Regions from separate parts of the Homo sapiens genome. Here region 1 is linked to region 2. A link is an interaction called in ENCODE POLR2A ChIA-PET data of the cell type or tissue named here. Cell type or tissue: OCI-LY7. All regions are shown on one strand. Links, peaks and the distances in the headings refer to the core of each region. The heading gives the core; the rest is flanking DNA.

Region 1 (4,394 bases), core at 226-4,225, 79 kb after region 2:
GTTCCATGACTTAATGTAACTCCAGGGGAATGCAAACTGAAGAGTACTGTCTCTCCTAGGCAGTCAGAGGAAAGAAATATAATATTGTTTCTCTGCTGGTTAGGAACTCAAGATGAACTCTTGAAGAAGGAAGGTGTGCTTGCATCACCAGTTATTTTGGAACTTCCACCAGACTCAAAATTCCTCAAATCTGCTTCCTTCACACTATACTCCAAAAGGAGTCAAAGCTATGTGGCATACTGTAAGAACAGAACCAACAGCCTACAAAATACTTCCATTCTAATCCTACTATTACTTCCGGGGACACTGATTTATAAAATAAGAATTATAAAATAAGAATTTTTAAAAATAGGAATAAATATAGCCATCTTCGTCAATGTTAACCTCACTATCAAAAAAAAAAAAAAATCATGTCAACGCATACAAAACCTGAAAGATATTCCTGACCACTTGAAGGGCTTGGTTTTAATCTGAATGCTCTTGGAAACTCCAAGCAAAAGTGCCCAGAAAATATGCTGCCAAGGTTTGGGGCACTCAGTTAGACCTCAGCAGATTCCAAGATTGCACTCCTTGCCTAAGAGTTTTCTTTAAATGATCACTGGTTTTTGAAACAATTATTTCTCAAACAGGCTGATATTCAACATGCTGGATGCTGGGTGCTGCAGGGGCTTTGAGTGTCTTTCTCTCCCATCATGGACCCCAATTCTAACAGACCTTTTTTATACAGTGTAATAATCTGTCCGGGCGCGGTGGCTTACACCTGTAATCCCAGCACTTTGGGAGGCCGAGGCAGGTGGCTCATGAGGTCAGGAGTTCGAGACCAGCCTGACCAACATGGTGAAACCCCGTCTCTACTAAAAATACAAAAATTAGCCAGGTGGTACGCACCTGTAATCCCAGCCACTCAGGAGGCTGAGGCAGGAGAACCACTTGAACCCGGGAGGTAGAGGTTGCAGTGAGCCAAGATCGTGCCATTGCACTCCAGCCTGGGCAATAGAGTGAGACTCCATCTCAACAATAATAATAATAATAATAATAATAATAATAATAATAATAATAATAATCTGAACAGCCCACAAAAGGCTTGGGAAAGTAAAAACAATGCCCTGTATTTGGTCTCCTCCATCCAAGTGGCTGGGACTCTGTCCTCTAGTCTGTGCTCATGTCAGGCAACCAATTTATCTCTCTGCAATCTGAAGTTCCACTCTGCAGAGAGGACACAGTGAGAACCCCTGGCAGATTTGTGAGCCTCTTCCCTGCTTCTGCCATTCATGGATAACCATGATCTTGACTCATCACACAGAGAGATGTCTTCCCAAATTGTCAATCTTGTATGGGGTTTCAAAAGTCTAGCCCTAGGCCAGGTGAGGTAGTGCAATGCCTCTAATCCCAGCACTATGGGAGGCCTAGGAGGGTGGATCACGAGATCAGGAGATGGAGACCATCCTGGCTAACACGGTGAAACGCCGTATCTACTAAAAATACAAAAAATATTAGCTGGGCGTGGTGGCGCGTGCCTGTAGTCCCAGCTACTTGGGAAGCTGAGGCAGGAGGATCCCTTGAACCCAGTAGGCGGAGGTTGTGGTGAGCTGAGTCCTTGCCACTGCACTCCAGCCTGGGTGACAGAGCGAGATTCTGTCTTAAAAAAAAAAAAAAAAAAAAAAAAATGGCTAGCCCTAACACAATACCGTTTCCTAATAAATTCTGTAAATAAATTTTTGTTGTCTTTCAACTTTAAAAGCCATGGGAAAAGACAGTCTTTTTGTTCTGTTTGTTTTGAGGGGGTTCTTCTCCACAGTGAAGAGGATAAAACAATATCCTTTATCCACTTCTGTTATCCTCTTGCCCCTTAAAAATCCCACTTTTAGAGATATCCACTTATTTACAAACTGACTCTGAGAAGAAATATATAAAAAGTGGGGGTAGAAACACAGACCAGAAATGAAAGTGTAGTGACCACCAAGTGCAGTTACAAAGGCTGAACTTGTCTCAAGACCCAGGATTGTTGTTTCAGTTCTGGCCTCCCTTTGGAAGTGGTGTCACTCTTTCTAGGCATCAGCAAGGAGTTCAGCACATTTAGGGAGGAAGCCATCACAGAAACCCTAATGGTCTTATGTTTCAGCAACACATAGGCAGAGCATGGGGCAGGGAGAGGGTTTCTTTATGAAATAACTTCTTGTCTGGAAGTCCCAACTAATTGATAGGAAGTCACAAACAGGCCACTCGTGCAATCAGGGTTATTTGTCATGGAAAAGCCACAGGGGAAAGGTGATGGCAAGGAGGCTGCAACCTCCCTTTCTCAGTGCACACATCTGTTGGTAGGAAGAGGCAACTCTGCATGCCTTTACCAAAGGCCATCCTGGGTCTGTATGTGTAAGCCACATGTGTGTGTCTGTGAACATTTATGACTTATGTGCTAACACAGGAAAAGATACTCCCTTTGATCAGTTAAACAGAGTTTGGTGAAATTAGCTCTGGACAAGAAACCAGAAAACCTGGCTTCTCTGCTTTCTCTCTTACTGATGTGGCCTCTGGCAAGCCCTTAACCTTGGTAAGCCTCAATCTCCACCTCCATAAAGTAGAAGTCGTGAGATCTGTCCCAGAGAGCAGGTGAAATAATGCACGAGACAGCACTGTATACAGTATAAGGTAGTTCACTACTGTAGACAGTCATTATTTATTATGAATAAGCAGGAAATAATTCACATGCCAATTATTTGGCTATCTTTTCACTAAGCTAGGTAATCTAGCCAGAAGGTGGATAGGTAGGATTTTCCCCACTTAGGTTCACGGCCTGTATGTGAATCTACAGCACACAGGTGTCTGAGCTCTATTATTGACAAACCTATTTTAATTTGCTATGTTGTTTCTAATTCTCTTCTGGATCTCCAAGCAGTAAAAAATACCAAACTGAGAAAAGTTCTGTGCAAATTAACTGGGCCAGAAAGAATTTTTACCACCTGTTTGTAGATGTAACTTATTTGTGGCACTAATTTCTAAGGAATAGAGCATTGCTGTGATTGTCTGTTCTGATGTGAACTTCTTTCCTCCTATAATTTCCCCCCTCTAAAATCTGCCCCAAATTTCCTGATGTAAGTACTAAAGAAGTTTTATGTTTGTTTGTCTGCATTAAGATATATTTCCTGAAGGTTTGGGAACCTAAAATTAGAATATTTAATAAGAAACTACTGACATTTATCACCTTCTTTAGGATTTACCGCTCGCCCAGTGATGTTCTTTCCTAAGCTAAATTAAAAGACAAATTCAAATCCTGCATGGTAGCCACCAAAAGCATATATTTGAAAAACAGGATTCGGCGTGCCATATTATGCATTATTTAATGGTATGCAAATTATAAGTCAGACAGTTAGGAAAACCACACTTCAGCATTAATAAACAGCAATATTACTACTACATTAATTATGATATTGCTATGATTTATTCCCAAGTTTTGCATTTTGATTCTCCTTGAAAATTTATGCCATCTGATAAGCGGTAACCTAGTTCCCCTCCTACATCTCCTGCCCATTTCTCAAATCTGTTCCTCCTACCCACCCGATGGGTGTCTGTAGGAAACAGGTACAGAAGTACAAAATCATAAGCAGCCTCATTGTCTTATAAGCATTAAAAATTAAAGAACAAGCAAACACCACCTAAAGCTCCAACATTTATTGTGTCAATGTTAAGCACACTTTTTAAAAGACAACATAGAATGTATAGAAACAAGGGGTTGGGGACTCATGCGCATTTCCACAATACAGGTAATTAGGTTGGCTGGTTTCAGAAGGGCCAGGGCATCACTCATGACAGCGATGGTCCACGGGCCCTCTCTATGGGACTGATTCACTGTTCCAATGTGGGTCTGTTTTTTTGTTTTTACTTTTTATTAAAAAATATAAATAAAATGGCGCTGCAGGCCTAGGCTGGAAGGACTCTGCAGGACTCTGTCTTCGCACAACGGCTTCTTGGAGGCTACTGTCAGAAAACATCACAAACTAGCAGGATGACAGACCACGCTGACGTCGACTGGGCGGCACGCGTCCACCCCACCCCTGGGGGCTTCAAATTTTCTCAGAACTTAAGGGCTCTCGAGCTTCCATCCGAAAACTGCCACACATCTTGAGCTCTCTGGGTACTACGCCGAATGGGGGTGTGTGAAGAACCTAGAAAGAGGTTGGAGACAGAGGAGGGGGAAAAAAAAAGTACAGGTGTGACTTGGCCCAATGATTTTCTGTTCTCTAACTAGCTTTTTAAAAATTAGAACTTAAACCAACCACAGGTCGAGCCACTGGCATCTTAAGCATGATTTCAAACTCAGCCTCCCCTCCCCAAGTATCTCTGACCTCTGAGTCGTCTTCCCATGCCTCCCTCCCTTCCGTCCCCCCAAGGAGGAC
Region 2 (4,394 bases), core at 225-4,224:
CTATAGTCTTCGGTGAGTAGAACTTATGTTCCCACATAAGCTATAAATGCTAATAATTTTTTAAGACAATGGTCTCCTCCTAGGAATTGGCTTTTTACCATAACACTTTTGATGACTTTATCAACCCTGGTGTATTAAAATATTCAAATTCAAATTCATAAGCATAAACTATCTAACACTGGTCTGTGAGTCTACTCCTAAGACTAGCTCTTTAAGCTGTTACAGCCACTTTTATATGCAACCTGAGTACAAGACAATATCATATTCAGCTTGGAAGCCAGACCTTATAAAGTGTGAAATCTTTTAACACACCATAGGAGTGCGCAGAACAATTATAATAAGTATTGCACATATTTTAAAATATGACTCTTTTGCTGACCTCTTCCTCATCTCAGTGTTTTTGGTCTCACTTCTGTGGTCTGTACAGTAAGTTGTTTCAGCCATGTTCTTCCCAGGGAAACGATAGGAAGAATGAGCTCTTCTCCCAGGTGAAAGTCCTCGTCAGCACCTGAATCATGGAGAAGTAGACATAGGATAGCAAGAAAAGGCAAGAAGTGTCTCCTTGGAACAGTGATTTATTTTGTCTTTAATAAGCAGCAACACAGTACCCATACTTTTCTTGGCATGAGCAGAGTTTAGGAAGTTACTTTCATTTCTGAAACAGGCACACAGGTGCCTTCTCACTCTGCACTCACTCCTGCATCCCCTACTCTGTAACTTCCCCCTTGGACTCTCAGGTTTTTGCAAGTCTGCCTGAAACAGCTTTTTAAACCTACTGTTAAATCAAGTCCTACCCTTCGCTACAGAAATCTCAGCCCACCCAGAGTCAAGGAAGAGGGTTATTGCAGAAAGGAGGCATTAAGTTGGAAGGATACTTGGGGAGCCTCTAGCCTAGTGGTCGTCAAACCTGAGTGTGTCTCTGAATCAACGAAGGAGAAGATGCCCCAGCCCAGAGACTCTGATTCAGCGGATCTGGGGAGCAGCCTGGGAATATATATACACACACAGGACATTCACACACACACACACACACACACACACACACACACACACACACTCTCTCTCTCACGTAACTTTGTCACAGGTGGCCCAAGCACAGCACTTTGAGAAACACTGCTGTAGTTCAATATCCTCTGAGGGTCAACGCAGTTGCCCAAGACACATGAACCATTGGCAGTAGAGTTAGGAGTAGCATTCAAGTCTGTAGACTCTTGCCACATCCTGCTGCCCCAGGGAGCTACAGGAAAAGCAATTACAATGGGAGCCTGGGCAGGAGTGGGGGTGGGCACTACTCTCCCCAGTGGATCCCAAAATGTTCAGTGGCATTTGAAGCCTAGAGGAGCTACTTAGTGGAGTTGGTAAGAAGTCTTAATTCCACCTTTAACCATGCCCGTGGCTGATCTTGCTCACAGAAGCCACAGCAACAAAACTCTTTTCTAACCACCTGCATTTGATCCGCTATCTACACAGAATTGGGAAGCTGGGGCTGGCTTGGAGAATCGAAAATGCAGTCCCAGCTTCACAGGTGCCAGCCATGTGTGAGCACGCCACTCACCCTCCCTTAGGCTTCTGTCTGTTCATCTGCAAATGAGTCTAATACCTACCCTGCCTGTTTTTCTGATTTGTTGTGAGGATCAAATGAGATCATAGGATGTTCTTTGAAAATTAAAACCTTCCAGAAGTGTCAGTTCTTGTCTAGTATGCACAGACTCCTTATGAATCTTGGGCAAACATAGAATGAATCCTCTTCTAAAACAAGAATTACACAGAACAGAGTGTCTCAAAACTACCATCCTAGCTCATATTTTCTAGGAAGCCTATAGCCATTCTACACAGTGTTAATGCGGACCTGTGCTAAGCAGACCAGAAACAATGAAGGCTTTAGGAGGCATTTCAGGACACGTTCAGACTTGGACCCAGCGGCTCCGTTGACTCCCCACACCCAAGACCCACAGCCACAGGACACGGGCTTCTCTGGTCCACTTAGCCCTCGTCAGCGCCAACAGTTCTAATGATTCCAGGGTCCTTCGATGGCCCTCCCGCCCAGCCATCTAAACACATGATGCTGAAGGCACTTCCTGTGCCTCCTCACCAGCCCTCACAAGCGCATTCCACGCAGGATTCCAAATAATCAATTTTCTGCCTGTAGTTGCATGTTTAGAATGAGAAAAACTTTTCAGACCTTTGCTTTTTATTCCAGATGGAATCTGTTTATAGAAAAACCAGAGCTCCCTTCAGGGGCCACGGAGGGGTGGAGGAAGGTTGGCAGAGGGGGCTTCTGGGAAGGCTTTGGGGCCCCAACTTCCTCTTCAAATAGAGCAGCTGCACTTCTACCTAATTGGGCTTCCACAGAAGGCCTCATTTTGCTGATTTTTTTTTTTAAATGCATGAAAACTAGTCATCTAATCCACAGCTTTGTAGGTGAAGAGATCACACTGGAGAAACGTTAACTGATTTTCCAACTTCCTCCTTCAGCCACTTGTAGAAGAAAGATGGAAGATCCTGTCTCTATAGAAGGCCTTCCTGCCAGGGTCCTCGGTCTCAGCCAAGGCGCCTACTTCGGGCAACCCCTGGGAGGGGCTTCTCCTGCCCTGTCCCCCACCTAGAAGCTCACAGTAGTGATCACGTCCTGTCCCACTTCATCAGCGCCTCCCTGGGGCCTCTCCTGGGCTCTCCAACTAATACCTGGGTCGCATCCCCAGGGTTCCTGGCCTCCTCAGGCTGCTTGTTTGGTCCTCTGGTTTCCAGATAGCATCAAGTTTACAGAATCAGCTCCACTCCAAGAGTTCTTTCAAAGGACAGTTCTCAAAAGAAACATATTAATGCCTCTGAAGTGGCACCAGGAAGCAAGTCTGAGTAATGCACCCTAGTTGTCACCCCTGGTTGCCCCTCAGGGCCCAGGCCTGCTGACTCTCCCTAGCTCAGGATGTGTTTGCAGGTCTCCAAGGCTGTCCTCCCAGAAGGTGTAAGCGGAAACTTGGTGCTCTTTCTGGACAATGTCCAAACCCATAGCTGAAGGCCCTGGCAAAGCTTCAGGTTGTTCTTCATAGGCTCCTACCATAGGGTCCAGAGATGCAGATGGAGACTGAGTTCCCAGCTATCTACAGACATGATACTGGTGTTTTAAGAGACGACACTGGGTGGACCTTAAACAATGACTTGGATGTCATACAGGGAGGAGTAGTATTTAGATATAAAAAAAACTTCCAGAAATTTCTTCTTCCTTTGCTACAGGCTGTCTCTGTGGTCTACTCTCTCCTCACCCCACCTCCCAGCCAGAAGAGGAGTACACAAGAGAAGGCCAGGGGTCTGCAGACTGAGCCTTTTTCCACAGGACAAATTGCATCTCTCAAATACCTGATAAAAAGTCTCCAGGTGTCACCAGCATCTGTGGTCTCCCTGGTACTTAAGTAGCAAGCCCAAGGACTTGGCTCACAAAGAGGGGATCCAGAGATAACAGGGTGGTGTTCACCCCACAGTGTAATGTCCCAGCATCTGTCACATGTTAATAGGTGCTTTGTTTTTGACAGGGATCCTTGAACCAGGGTTCCTTGGAGAGAATGGCTGATTCCAGCTCTGGGGGTAAAATAGAGCAATGTAATCCTAGGACATTGTGAACCAAAAAGTAAGAATGTAACCAAAGATTAATAGATAGGATGAGGCAAGGAGAGGAAATGAAGAAAAAGCAAAGGAAAGAGAGGGGGAGGAAAGGAAAGGGAGCGGTTACAAAGGACTTTTGATACCAATTAGTAAATACGCACATAGCATATGGAGTGTTTATTAGATAACATTATAATATCTATGGAAAATTTATGAGACATGAAAATAGTATTATGGCTATGTACAAAAATGTCCTCATTCCTAGAAAATATAGCCTGAACTCATGTGTATGTGTGGTGTGTGATGTGTTGGTGGGGTGCGTGTGTGTGTGTGTGTGTGTGTGTGTGTGTGTGTGTGTGTGCATAGACAGGAGAGAAGGAGAGGTAGAGATTGAGAAAGAGGTAAAGCAAATGTAGCAAAATGTTTATTGGTGAATGTTGGTGAGTGCTGTACAAGTGTCCATTGCACTAGTCTTCCAACTTTTCCTTAGGTTTGAAATTTCTCTGAATAAATACTGGAGGGGTAGGAGAAGAGGTTTTGTACGGGGGCAAATGTACCTTGATGGGAATAAAGCTTAAGTGTCACCACCCCTCTCTAGATGGGGCCCTTTCAAGGCCTGGTTAATGAGGGTCATCAGTTTAAAGAATAGGTGAGATAAATTACTGCACCAGAAAACTCAGAACATTGTGAAATCTTACAGCTCACATATGAAGGAAACTTAAGAGATGTCCCAAATTTGTCAACAATCCTAAAACTTCACATGATAGTACCAATAACAAGCAACAAAACTGACC

What was found. ChIA-PET counts read pairs that join two places held together with the same protein. Peaks named below come from ENCODE experiments on the same cell type or tissue, not always from the same donor. Only the 100,000 strongest peaks of a DNase experiment are listed, where the experiment ranks them.
Region 1: POLR2A ChIA-PET joins it to region 2 with 5 read pairs; 4 of 35 experiments call an interaction of 5 or more read pairs at or near these places.

Annotation. Positions count from the first base shown.
Region 1 is chr2:60,448,504-60,452,897 of GRCh38, forward strand. It overlaps a transcript of BCL11A not described here. Among named protein-coding and RNA genes, the nearest start is that of MIR4432HG, 59 kb to the left of the region's middle. RefSeq lists an enhancer at 2,594-2,683. In OCI-LY7, for the core only: no CTCF peak of the experiment used is centred there; no DNase peak of the experiment used is centred there; H3K27ac peaks cover 831 bases.
Region 2 is chr2:60,369,530-60,373,923 of GRCh38, forward strand. The region is part of intron 1 of MIR4432HG (MIR4432 host gene); the gene reads right to left. Among named protein-coding and RNA genes, the nearest start is that of MIR4432, 16 kb to the right of the region's middle. In OCI-LY7, for the core only: no CTCF peak of the experiment used is centred there; DNase peaks (open chromatin) are centred at 702, 1,162, 1,452, 2,302 and 1 weaker place; H3K4me3 peaks cover 2,468 bases; H3K27ac peaks cover 2,817 bases.